Regions from separate parts of the Homo sapiens genome. Here all the other regions are linked to region 1. A link is an interaction called in ENCODE POLR2A ChIA-PET data of the cell type or tissue named here. Cell type or tissue: HepG2. All regions are shown on one strand. Region 1 overlaps ODAD1 (outer dynein arm docking complex subunit 1). Region 2 overlaps SULT2B1 (sulfotransferase family 2B member 1). Region 3 overlaps SULT2B1 (sulfotransferase family 2B member 1).

Region 1 (4,000 bases):
GGCGGATCACGAGGTCAGGAGATCGAGACCATCCTGGCTAACACGGCAAAACCCCGTCTCTACTAAAAATACAAAAAATTAGCCGGGCGTGGTGGCAGGTGCCTGTAGTCCCAGCTACTCGGGAGGCTGAGGCAGGAGAACGGCGTGAACCTGGGAGGCGGAGCTTGCAGTGAGCCGAGATCATGCCACTGCACTCCAGCACTTTAGCCTGGGTGACAAAGCGAGACTCCGTCTCAAAAAAAAAAAAAAAAAGAAAACGGTCTCTTAGTGCCTCAACACCTACTCTTCCCTAGAAAGAACCGGGACTCCTCAGAAAAATGGCCAACCCCAGGGATGGGGCAGAACAAGGTCCAGATTACCCAGACTATCTTCGTGTGCCAGAAAGTGAGGAAGTACTCCCAAAAAGTGATGGGGTATGTCCAAAGGCCACAGAAGCCAGCTTGAAGGGGCTCCCACTAACCAAATCTGGGGCAATTTGAATATTAAAATGAATGGCAGTTACGGATCATCATCTATAAAGTCAGAATACACTAATGCTCACTGACAACACTCAAATATACAGGGGGAGAAAGAGAAGTGTTTCCTTTTTGCTTTTTTTTTTTTTGAGACAGAGTTTCACTCTTGTTGCCCAGGCTGGAGTGCAATGGCACAATCTTGGCTCACTGCAGCCTCCAGCTCCCTGGTTCAAGTGATTCTCCTGCCTCAGCCTCCCAAGTAGCTGGGATTACAGGCGTGCACCACCACACCTGGCTAATTTTTTGTATTTTTAGTAGAAACGGGGTTTCACCATGTTAGCCAGGCTGGTCTCGAACTCCTGACCTCAGGTGATCCGCCTGCCTCAGCCTCCCAAAGTGCTGGAATTACAGGCATGAGCCACCACACCCAGCCGAGAAGTGTTTCCTTAAGGAAAATGCGATCTTATAAATGTGGGAGAAATGACAGAGTCTTTTAAATTACCCTGTTGCAGCCATTACAGTAATAACCATTCAGGGAAGAATCATTCATGGATGATAAAATTGATGGCAGTAGCTGCTGGCTGTGGCTGCACACTCCATGGAGCCGGTAGGAGCCCTGACCCTTCTGAGTTGGGATGGGAGCTCCCCGTGTGCAGCTGCAGCCACCAGAACCACAGCTGCAGACCCAGGCCTTCTGCTCCACAGAGCAGGCAGGATCCCCGCCCTCCTGGGCGGGACTACAGCTGCCCAAACTGCTGCTGTGGATCTGAGCCTCTCTGTGCTCTTGCAGGGAGCCAGGAGCAGGCAGGATCTGCCCTCCCGGGTGCAGCTGCAGCTGCCCAACCCGCAGCTACAGACCCGGGCCTCCCACTCCAGGGAGCAGGCAGCAGCCGGGGACAAGCGAGGGTCCTGCCCCTTCCGAGTTGGTGGGGTGGGAGCTCCCAGAGTGCAGCTGCAGCCACCCTCCCAACCACAGGACCTAGGCATCTCTGAAGTTCTCTGCAGCCTGTACCCTGAACGGCCCAGGAAAGCACCACCGCACCCCCCTCCCCACCCCGATCCCTGCAGGCTCGAGCGTGTCTGCTCCTGCTGCTTGGCCTCTCTCCTCTCTCACACCCACTCTGATCTCAGAGAGGGGTTGGGGTCCAGCCCAGTGCCATGAATGGCAGCAGGAGGCAGGCAGATTCCTGGGCAGAAGAGGGCAAGTACCCGGTAAGGTCCCTCCTTCAAGCCAGGGAGGGCCTGAAGGCTGGGGGCCAGGTTGCCAGTACTGCAAAATGAGTGGGGACTTGCAACGTCTCCTCCAGGCCTGCCCATGGCCACCCATGGAGCTACCCTCTCTGCTGAGAGCTTCAGAGGCCTGCAGAGACATCTGAACAATCTGCCTGCGGAGAGGAACCACCCTCTCCAGGGCCTCCTCACTGCTGATAGCTGAACACTGGACGAGACGACCTGCCTGCAGAGGAGCTGCCCCCTGCAGGTCTCCTCTGAGCTGTCCTAACACTCGGTAAAGCTCCTCTTCATCTTGCTCACGCTCCACTTGTCTGCCTACCTCCTTCTTCCTGGACACAGTACAAGAACTCGGGCAAAGGCACCACTGGCCAAGGAGGTTTCCAGCCAGAAAAGTGACGCCGTAAATATCCCGTAACAAAATGATTGAGTGAAGGTGTGTCAGGGGACAAGATATTTACACAGTCTCAGAGAATCTCCCCACAGACCACTTATTCACTACAAAAAGGAAAACTCTTCCTGGCTAGCCAAGTGATCAAAGACAACATCACTAGTCATGGGACAAGTTGACATCAGGTGCCTCCTGAGATCTTGCACAGGAAGGACACACTATCACTGCTGTGACATTCCCCCCAAAGTGCAGATGCCAAGTCTAATCATGAAGAAAGATCAGATAAACCGGCCGGGCGTGGTGGCTCATGCCTGTAATCCCAGAACTTTGGGAGGCTGAGGCGGGTGGAACACCTTAGGTCAGGAGTTTGAGATCAGCCTGACCAACATGGAGAAACCCTGTCTCTACTAAAAATACAAAATTAGCCGGGCATGGTGGTGCATGCCTGTAATCCCAGCTACTCAGGAGGCTGAGGCAGGAGAATCACTTGAACCCGGGAGGTGGAGGTTGCAGCGAGCCAAGATCACGCCATTACACTCCAGCCTGGGCAACAAGAGTGAAACTTAGTATCAAAAAAGAAAAAAAAGACCAGATAAACCCATGTCAGGGGACATCGCACAACACAAACGGCCTGGATGCTTCCAAAATGTCAACGTCATGGAGAAAAAAAAGCCCAAGGGACTGACCCAGATGAACAGAGCCAGAACAACCAAATGCAACGTGAGATTCTGGACCGGAGCCTAGAGTAGGAAAATCAAGTTCACTGTAAAGGACATCACTGGGACAATCAGTGACCTTGACATATGGACGGTTTAGAATTCTAACAATGTTAACCTCCCTGACTTGGATAACAGCACTGTGTTTATGTAAGGAAATGGCGTTGTTCTTAGGAAATGCTCTCTCAAGTACTTAGGAGCATAATGTCTACAACATATTGTCAAACAGTTCAGCATTCAGGATAATAAATTATTCTCAGCAAAACAATAATTACACACACCAATAGTAAGAGTGGGGGAGAAAGAGAAAATAAATGTGGCAAATTATCAAACTGGGTGAAAGATATATAGGAGTTCTTTGTATAATTCTTGCACCTTTTTCTGTAATTTGAAATTATTTCCAAATGAAAGTCAAGACCGGACGCAGTGGCTCACGCCTCTAATCCCAGCACTTTGGGAGGCCGAGGCAGGCGAATTGCCTGAGCTCAGGAATTCAAGACTAGCCTGGGCAACATGGTGAAACCCTGTCCCTACTTAAAAAAAAAAAAATCGGCCGGGTGTGGTGGCTCACGCCTGTAATCCCAGCACTTTGGGAGGCCGAGGAAGGCGGATCACGAGGTCAGGAGATCGAGACCATCCTGGCTAACACAGTGAAACCCCATCTCTACTAAAAATACAAAAAATTAGCTGGGCGTGGTGGCAGGCCCCTGTAGTCCCAGCTACTCGGGAGGCTGATACAGGAGAATTGCTTGAATCTGGGAGGCACAGGCTGTAGTGAGCCAAGATCACTTCACTGTGCTCCAGCCTGGACGACAGAGTGAGACTCATCTCAAAACAAAGAAAGAAAGAAAGTCAAAAGAGAGGGGACAGGGCTGGTTCTTCAAAGATCCCCGTGGAATGTATAATAAATGGTCTTGCTTGCTCATAGATTGCCCTGGGTGATACTATTCAGAATGACATTCTGCTTTCTACAACTATAAATGAGGCCACTTTTTTGTTGGAAATGTCCTCCAACATTTCCCAGGCCTCCATGCCTTTTGGACTAAAGCAAGCCTACCGCTCTAGTCAATCCCATACTTGAGGCCTGAGTGCTAGAGCAGGAAGGGCAAACAGCTGTGGGGAGGACCTGCGCAGGGGTCCCTGTCTCCTCCCCTGGATTTCAGGGCCACTGACCTTCTTCAGCTTGCGGTCCACGTTCAGATAGCGGT
Region 2 (4,000 bases), 250 kb after region 1:
AACATGGTGACACCCCATCTGTACTAAAAATAAAAAAATTAGCCAGAGTTGTGCCACACACCTGTAATCTCAGCTACTCAGGAGGTTAAGGCAGGAGAATCGCTTGAACCCAGGAGGCGGAAGTTGCAGTGACCTGAGATCCTGCCACTGTACTCCAGCCTGGGCAACAGAACAAGACTCTGTCTCAAAAAAAAAAAAGTTGTCCTAGGCCAGGCATGGTGGCTCCTGTCCATTGCAGTACTTTGGGAGGCCAAGGCAGGAGTATCATTTGAGGCCAGGAGTTCAAGACCAGACTGGACAACACAGCAAGACCCCGTCTCTAAAAAAATAAAATAAAAACCAAACAAGGAATTGACCAGAATTTAATTCAGGATAGCAGCTCAAGGGACGGGTAGATGCCACAGGAAGGGGCCCAGAGATATCAGCAAGATGCATCGCTCAGAATGTTCTAGTTTATGGGGTTCATTATGAATTATGAGAAATTTAATATGTGAGATCGGGCTCTGTGGCTCATGCCTGTAATCCCAGCACTTTGGGAGGCTGAAGTGGGCGGATCACTTGAGGTCAGGAGTTCAAGACCAGCCTGGCCAACATGGTAAAACCCCGTCTCTACTAAAAACACAAAAATTTGCCAGGCGTGGTGGCACTTGCCTGTAGTCCCAGCTACTGGAGAGGCTGAGGCAGGAGAGTTGCTTGAACCCAGGAGGCGGAGGTTGCAGTGAGCTGAGATCGCATACTGCACACCAGCTTGGGTGACAAGATTGAAACTCCATCTCAAAAAAAGAAAAAAGAAATTTAATATGTGTTCCATGTGGTCTTGTATGTAAAAAGGACTTAAAAGGATAATAAGGGCTAAATTAAAATCGTAAGAGGCCGGGCACGGTGGCTCACGCCTGTAATCCCAGAACTTTGGGAGGCCGAGGTGGGCGGATCACCTGAGGTCGATAGTTGGAGACCAGGCTGACCAACATGGAGAAACCCCGTCTCTACTAAAAATAGAAAAAAGTCAGCCGGGCATGGTGGTGCATGCCTGTAATCCCAGCTACTCGGGAGGTTGAGGCAGGAGAATCGCTTGAACCCAGGAGGCGGAGGTTGCGGTGAGTCGAGATCGTGTCATTACACTCCAGCCTGGGCAACAAGAGTGAAACTCTGTCTCAAAAAATAATTAAAATTAAAAAAATTAAAAAAAATAAAATCGTAAGAGGAAAACATTTGGCACAGGCGGTAGGCAGGATGGGCTGCTGACCCAGTAGGCTGACAAGCCCAGGATGTTATAATCCCTGTAACATCCTTGCAGTTGTTCTCAACCTGTTGAGTGCTGTCTGTATTACCTCATCTAATCCTTACAGCCGTCGGAGATTAACCCATTTTAACTACTATCATCCCCTGTAAGAGGTGAGGCCCAGAGAGGTTGAGTGACTTGCCCAGGGTCACACAGCTGCCAAGCAGGGCGTAGCCAGGATTTGAACCAGGGAAGCCTGACTGTATCACGCCCTGGATGGGGAACTTGGGGATGAGCAAGACCCGGAAGGAGCGAGATCCGGGAGGGAGACTCAGCCCAGACAGGAGGCGTTAGCAGGCGCTCTGCGGTTCCAGGCGTTTCCTTGCATTCCCTGCGTGCTGGGCTACGGAGAGTGTCAAGGCCAGAGAAGCCACGCCGGCCTTTGGACCTGGGGCGCCTCGGGCAGCCAAGGAGAGCTGCGGTGGCCGCTCCTCCCCGCGCTCTGATCTCGGGAGTCCCTGGCGCCGGCACCTTCTGATCTCTGCCTCTTATTGACGGGGAGGGCGAGGAGGGGCCAGCTCTGGTTTTACAACCCCGGCCCCACCTTCCTTAGGGAGGGCTGAGCCACATGAATGATTTTATGGCCAAAGCCCTGCCAGTCATGAGGCTGCTTTTTCTTTTTTCTTTTCTTTTCTTTTTTTTTTTTTTTTTTTTTTGAGACAGAGTTTCACTCTGGTTGCCCAGGCTGGAGTGCAGTGGCACCATCTCGGCTGACTGCAACAGCCGCCTCCGGGGTTCAAGCGATTCTCCTGCCTCAGCCTCCTGAGTAGCTGGGACTACAGGCGTGCGCCACCACGCCTGGCTAAATTTTTGTATTTTTAGTTGAGACAGGGTTTCACCATATAGGTCAGGCTTGTCTCAAACTCCTGACCTCGGATGATCCACCCGCCTCGTCCTCCCAAAGTGCTGGGATTACAGGTGTGAGCCACCGCGACTGGCCTGAAGCTGCTTTTTCTGAGACGGGCTGATCAAGGGGTTTCAAACAATTAAGAAATAATAAGGCATTGCCTCCCCGCTGGGTGAGATTTGGGCAGGCAGACTAGGGAGAGGGGCTTCGGGGCCAGCACTAGCGGATGCGGGGACTTGGGGAGAAGTGGAAAAAGATGCTCACGGTTCCCTCCTTCTCCACCCAGCCCCTGACGAGGGACTCAGCCTTGAAGAGTGAGGGACAGGATGCGTTTTCCTTTCCACTCGCTCTTTGGGGTGGGGGGAGGCAGTTGTGCCTGGTGGGCCTGTGTACGGACTGGCAGAGGAAAGGTTGGAAGTGGTGATGTTCAGAGTTCAGGACCCATTTGGTTTTGTTTTTTGTTTTGTTTTGTTTTGTTTTGTTTTGTTTTGTTTTGGAGACAGAGTCTTGCTCTGTCGCCCAGGCTGGAGAGCAGTGGCGTGATTTTAGCTCACTGCAACCTCCGCCTCCTGGGTTCAAGCGATTCTCCTGCCTCAGCTTCCCAAGTAGCTGGGATTACAGGCATGTGCCACCATGCCTAGCTAATTTTTGTATTTTTGATAAAGACAGGGTTTCGCCATGCTGGCCAGCTGAGTTCAGGACCCATTTGGAAAGAACTAAGCAGCCCAGTTTGCCACCCAGAGGGTCTGGAGGAGGAACTGTGGGACCCAGTGGGTCACCCATGACATGGAATAAATGCCAGGCTGAGAAGGGAGACCCTCGCCTTGCCCGGAGGCCTGGAGTGGAGGCCCTAAGAGAGGTGTGGCCAGTTACTTACGTGGGGACCAGAGCCCCAAGGATCTGGGAAAGTGGGGACCGTGACACCGCAGGCAAGAAAGCCTGCAGGGGCCAGGTGCCACAGCTCACGCCTGTAATCCCAACACTTTGGGAGGGCAAGGCAGGAGGATTGCTTGAGGCCAGGAGTTCAAGACCAGCCTGGGCAACATAGCAAACCCTCATCTCTCTTTAAAAAAAAAAAAAAAAAATTAAAAAGAAAAGAAGAATGCCCACAGGAAGGCAGTCCTGGGTTCGAATGCCGCCCCTATGGCTCAGGAGCTGGGACCCTCCTGGTAGAAAGGACTGCCCTCAGGGTTGAGCGTCTGTGAAACGGGCAATGACCGGGGAAGGGCCTGACCTGGGCTCGCAGCTGACTCAGCATTTGTGCTGTTTCTCTCTTTCCTCCTTCCCCAGTTCTGAGACCGCTGCTGAGCCAGAAACTCGAATGCTAGCAAGGGAGGGGATGGGTGAGGAATGATAATAATGATGAGCTTCCTGAGCATCTGCCCTGAGCCAGGCCCTGTGCTGAAGGCTGTGTGGGGATGAGCTCACTGAGTCTTCACAACAGCCCTGTGTGGTCCCAGTGTTACAATGCCCATTTTACAGATGGGAAAACTGAGGCCCCACTCATAACCCTCATGCCAGAGAAAGGAATCCAACAGGGGCTTGGAACTGCAGTCAGAGGCTGCCCCTCAGTGGCCATTTCTTCTCGGGGGGACTTGTCACCCTTATGGTTTCCATGACCCTGGCCACCCTCCATAGATATATACCGTGAGCCCATAGGAAAACATTTTCTCGTAGCCACCTTTTTAAAAAAACAAAAGAAACAAGTGAAATTAATTTTAATCACATATCTAATCTATCTGAAATATCATTTCCACATATAGTCAATTTCAAAAACTGTCAATGAGGCTGGGCGTGGTGGCTCATGCCTATAATCCCAGCACTTTGGGAAGCCGAGACGTGTGGATCCCTTGAGGTCAGGAGTTCGAGAC
Region 3 (4,000 bases), 260 kb after region 1:
GGGAGGCCGAGGTGGGTGGATCACTTGAGGCCAGGAGTTCAAGACCAGCCTGACCAACATGGCGAAACCGCATCTCTACTAAAAATACAAAAATTAGCTGGGCGTGTTGGCACATGCCTGTAATCCCAGCTACTCGGGAGGCTGAGGCAGGAGAATCGTTTGAACATGGGAGGCAAGGTTGCAGTGAGCCAAGTTGATGCCATTGAACTCCAGCCTGGGCAACAGAGACTTCCTCTCAAAAAAAAAAAAAAACAAAAGAAGAGGAAGAAGAAGAAGAAGACTGGGCTGAGGTGGGTTGATCACGAAGTCAGGAGATCGAGACCATCCTGGCCAACATGGTGAATCCCCATCTCTACTAAAATACACACAAAAAATGAGCCAAGCGTGGTGGCAGGTGCCTGAAGTTCCAGCTACTTGGGAGGCTGAGGCAGGGGAATCGCTTGAACCCAGGAGGTGGAGGTTGCAGTGAGCCGAGATAGCACCACTGCACTCCAGCCTGGCGACAGAGCAAGACTCTGTCTCAAAAAATAAAAATAACAATAAAAAATAGGTCGGGTGCAGTGGCTCACGCCTGAAACCCCAGCACTTTGGGAGGCCGAGGCGGGCGGATCACGAGGTCCAAAGATCGAGACCAGCCTGGCTAACACGGTGAAACCCTGTCTCTACTAAAAATACAAAAAATTAGCTGGGCGTGGTGGCAGGTGCCTGTAGTCCCAGCTACTTGGGAGGCTGAGGAAGGAGAATCGCTTGAACCCAGGAGGCAAGGTTGCAGTGAGCCGAGATCACACCACTGCACTCCAGCCTGGGCAACAGAGCGAGACTCCGTCTCAAAAAAAAAAAAAAAAAAAAAAAAGAAAGAAAAAAAGAGGAACTTACAAGAACAATGGAAAGATTACCCCATGAACACCCCTATGCCCACCACCACTAAAATTTGGGGTTTTTTAAATTTTTAAAATTTTTTTCTTTTTTACAGTGTCCCTTTCAGGATACACTTAAATTTTATTATATAGTACTTGTTTTATCACAGATCTTTGCATCCCTCTAGCCATCTATCAATCCTTCTGGGTTTGTTGTTGTTGTTGTTTTGAGATGGGGTTTCACTCTGTTGCCCAGGCTACAGTGCAATGGCTTGATCTTGGCTCACTGCAACCTCTGCCCCCCAGGTTCAAGCGATTCTTCTGCCTCAGCCTCCCGAGTAGCTGGGACTACAGGTGCGTGCCACCACGCCCGGCTAATTTTTGTATTTTTAGTACAGATTGTGTTTCACTATATTGGTCAGGCTGGTCTTGAATGCCTGGACTGATGATACACCTGCCTCAGCCTCCCAAAGTGCTGGGATTACAGGAATAAGCCACTGAGCCCAGCCTAATTTTTGTTTTTTTTAGTAGAGACAGGGTTTCGCCATGTTAGACGGGCTGGTCTCAAACACCTGACCTCAGATGACCCGCCTCCGTAGGCCTCCCAAAGAGCTGGGATTACAGGCATGAGTCACGGTGCCCGGCCTAATCCTTACTTTTGATGCATTTCAAAGTAAGTTACAGACATCTGAATGTTTCACCCTAAACATTCCAGGCTGCATATTATTAACTACTTCAGTATTTGTTTATGGGGGGGTGTGTGTGTGTGTGTTTGTGTGTATGTGTGAGAGAGAGAGACAGAGAGATGGAGAGAGAGAGAGATGGAATCTCCCTCTGTCACCTAGGCTGAAGTGCAATGGCTAGATCTTGGCTCACTGCAACCTCCACCTCCCAGATTCAAGCGATTCTCCTGCCTCAGCCTCCCGAGTAGCTGGGATTACAGGTGTGCACCACTACGCCCGGCTAATTTTTGTATTTTTAGTAGAGATGGGGTTTCACCATGTTGGCCAGGCTAGTCTCAAACTCCTGACCTCTGGTGATCTGCCTGCCTCGGCCTTCCAAAGTGCTGAGATTACAGATGTGAGCCACTGCACCTAGCTAGTGGTTTTGTTTGTTTGTTTGTTTTAATAGAAGTTTACCTACAGTAAACCACACAAATCTAAAGTGTGCTAGTTTTTTGTTTGTTTGTTTGTTTGTTTTTGAGACAGGATCTTGCCCTGTCACCTAAGTGGTACAACCACAGTTCACTGAAGCCTCGACCTCCCCAGCTCAGGCAATCCTTCCACCTCAGCCTCCCAAGTAGCTGAGAAGACAGGCACATGCCACCACACCAGGCTATTTTTTTTTTTTTTAGACGGAGTCTCACTCTGTTACCCAGGCTGGAGTGCAATGGCATGGTCTTGGCTCACTGCAACCTCCGCCTCCTGGGTTCAAGTGATTCTCCCACCTCAGCCTCCCAAGTAGCTGGGACTACAGGCGCACACCACCACACCCAGCTATTTTCGTATTTTTAGTAGAGACGGGGTTTCACTCTGTTGGCCAGGCTGGTCTCAAACTCCTGGTGTCGAACTCCTGACCTGGTGATCTGCCTGCCTTGGCCTCCCAAAGTGCTGGGTTACAGGTGTGAGCCACCGCACCTAGCCTAAATATTTTATTGTTATTTGTAGAGACGGAGTCTCACTATGTTGTCTAGGCTGGTCTCAAACTCCTAGGCTCAAGTGATCTTCCCACTTTGCTTCCCATTTTGGGAGGATTTGGGCTCCCAAAATGCTGGGATCACAGGCACGAGCCACCGCACCCAGGCTAAAGTGTGCTCATTTTGAGAAATATATGTACGGCTGGGCACAATGGCTCATGCCTGTAAAGCCAGCACTTTGGGAGGCCAAGGCTGGTGGGTTGCTTGAGGCCAGGAGTTCGAGACCATCCTGGCCAAAATGGCAAAACCCCATCATTACTAAAAATACAAAAATTCGAGGGATGTGCCAGGCGTGGTGGCTCACACCTGTAATTCTAGCATTTTGGGAGACTGAGGCGGGTGGATTGCTTGAGCTCGGGAGTTCCAGACCAGCCTGGGCAACATGGTAAAACCCCGTTTTTACTAAAATATAAAAAATTAGCTGGGCGTGGCAGTGTGCTCCTGTAATCCCAGCTAGTCAGGAGGCTGAGATGGGAGAATCACTTGAACCCGGGAGGCAGAGGTTGCAGTGAGCCAAAATTGTGTCACTGCACTCCGGCTTTGGTGACACAGTGAGACTCTGTCAAAAAAAAAAAAAATTAGAGGGACGTGTTGGCACACACCTGTAATCCCAGCTTCTTGGGAAGTTGAGACATGAGAATCACTTGAACCTGGGAGGTGCTAGTTGCAGTGAGCCGTGATTGTGTCACTGCACTCCAACCTGGGCGATAGAGCAAGACTCTGTTTTAAAAAAAAAGAGAGGGAGAGGGAGAGATGCAGAGATGCATGTATAACCCAAGTCCCTGTCAAGATGTAAACTCCTTTTGAGTGGCTGAATTCCAGCGTTTTTCCAGGTCCAGACTCATTTACCCCGTCCCCTGTTGTTTCTGGCCTCTCTTGGAACATCATTGCCATGATCGCCCTGGGATATATTTCACTGCGCGCTTCCTCAAGGGCATCTGTCTATTCCTTATGTTTCTAGGGGGTCAGGTTCATTCGGGGATCTGGCAAATAGAACACAGTATTTAACCAGGCACGGTGGCTCACACTTGTAATCCCAGCACTTTGGGAGGCTGAGGCGGGCAGATCACGAGGTCAGGAGTTTGAGACCAGCCTGACCAACATGGAGAAATCCCGTCTCTACTAAAAATACAAAAATTAGCCAGGCGTGGTGGTGCACGCCTGTAATCTCAGCTACTCAGGAGTCTGAGGCAGGAGAATCGCTTGAACCCAGAAGGCAGAGGTTGCAGTGAACTAAGATCATGCCTGGGCGACAGAGCGAGACTCTGTCTCAACAACAACAAAAAAAGAACACAGTGTTACCCGTGTGTCGGACATTGGCTTTGAAGGTAGGAAGGACATAGCACAGGGAAAAATTCTGCCACTTCCCAGCTCTCCTGCTAGTGAGGAAGGCAGATTTAAAGAAGGCAACAGACCAGGTGCGGTGGCTCACGCCTGTAACCCCAGC

The links. ChIA-PET counts read pairs that join two places held together with the same protein. Peaks named below come from ENCODE experiments on the same cell type or tissue, not always from the same donor. Only the 100,000 strongest peaks of a DNase experiment are listed, where the experiment ranks them.
Region 2: POLR2A ChIA-PET joins it to region 1 with 7 read pairs; 2 of 35 experiments call an interaction of 5 or more read pairs at or near these places.
Region 3: POLR2A ChIA-PET joins it to region 1 with 5 read pairs; 1 of 35 experiments calls an interaction of 5 or more read pairs at or near these places.

What each region holds. Positions count from the first base shown.
Region 1 is chr19:48,307,588-48,311,587 of GRCh38, forward strand. ODAD1 (outer dynein arm docking complex subunit 1) reads right to left here. Exons shown (of 16, transcript NM_001364171.2): 7 at 3,966-4,000. Among named protein-coding and RNA genes, the nearest start is that of ODAD1, 12 kb to the right of the region's middle. RefSeq lists enhancers at 764-1,454, 1,455-2,144. In HepG2, a CTCF peak has its summit at 1,931 (motif pointing left); DNase peaks (open chromatin) are centred at 1,904 and 2,884; H3K4me3 peaks cover 756 bases; H3K27me3 peaks cover 178 bases.
Region 2 is chr19:48,556,764-48,560,763 of GRCh38, forward strand. All of the region lies in intron 1 of SULT2B1 (sulfotransferase family 2B member 1), which reads left to right. Among named protein-coding and RNA genes, the nearest start is that of SULT2B1, 6.6 kb to the left of the region's middle. In HepG2, a CTCF peak has its summit at 3,688; DNase peaks (open chromatin) are centred at 1,718 and 3,698.
Region 3 is chr19:48,563,723-48,567,722 of GRCh38, forward strand. All of the region lies in intron 1 of SULT2B1 (sulfotransferase family 2B member 1), which reads left to right. Among named protein-coding and RNA genes, the nearest start is that of SULT2B1, 14 kb to the left of the region's middle. In HepG2, no CTCF peak of the experiment used is centred here; a DNase peak (open chromatin) is centred at 1,569.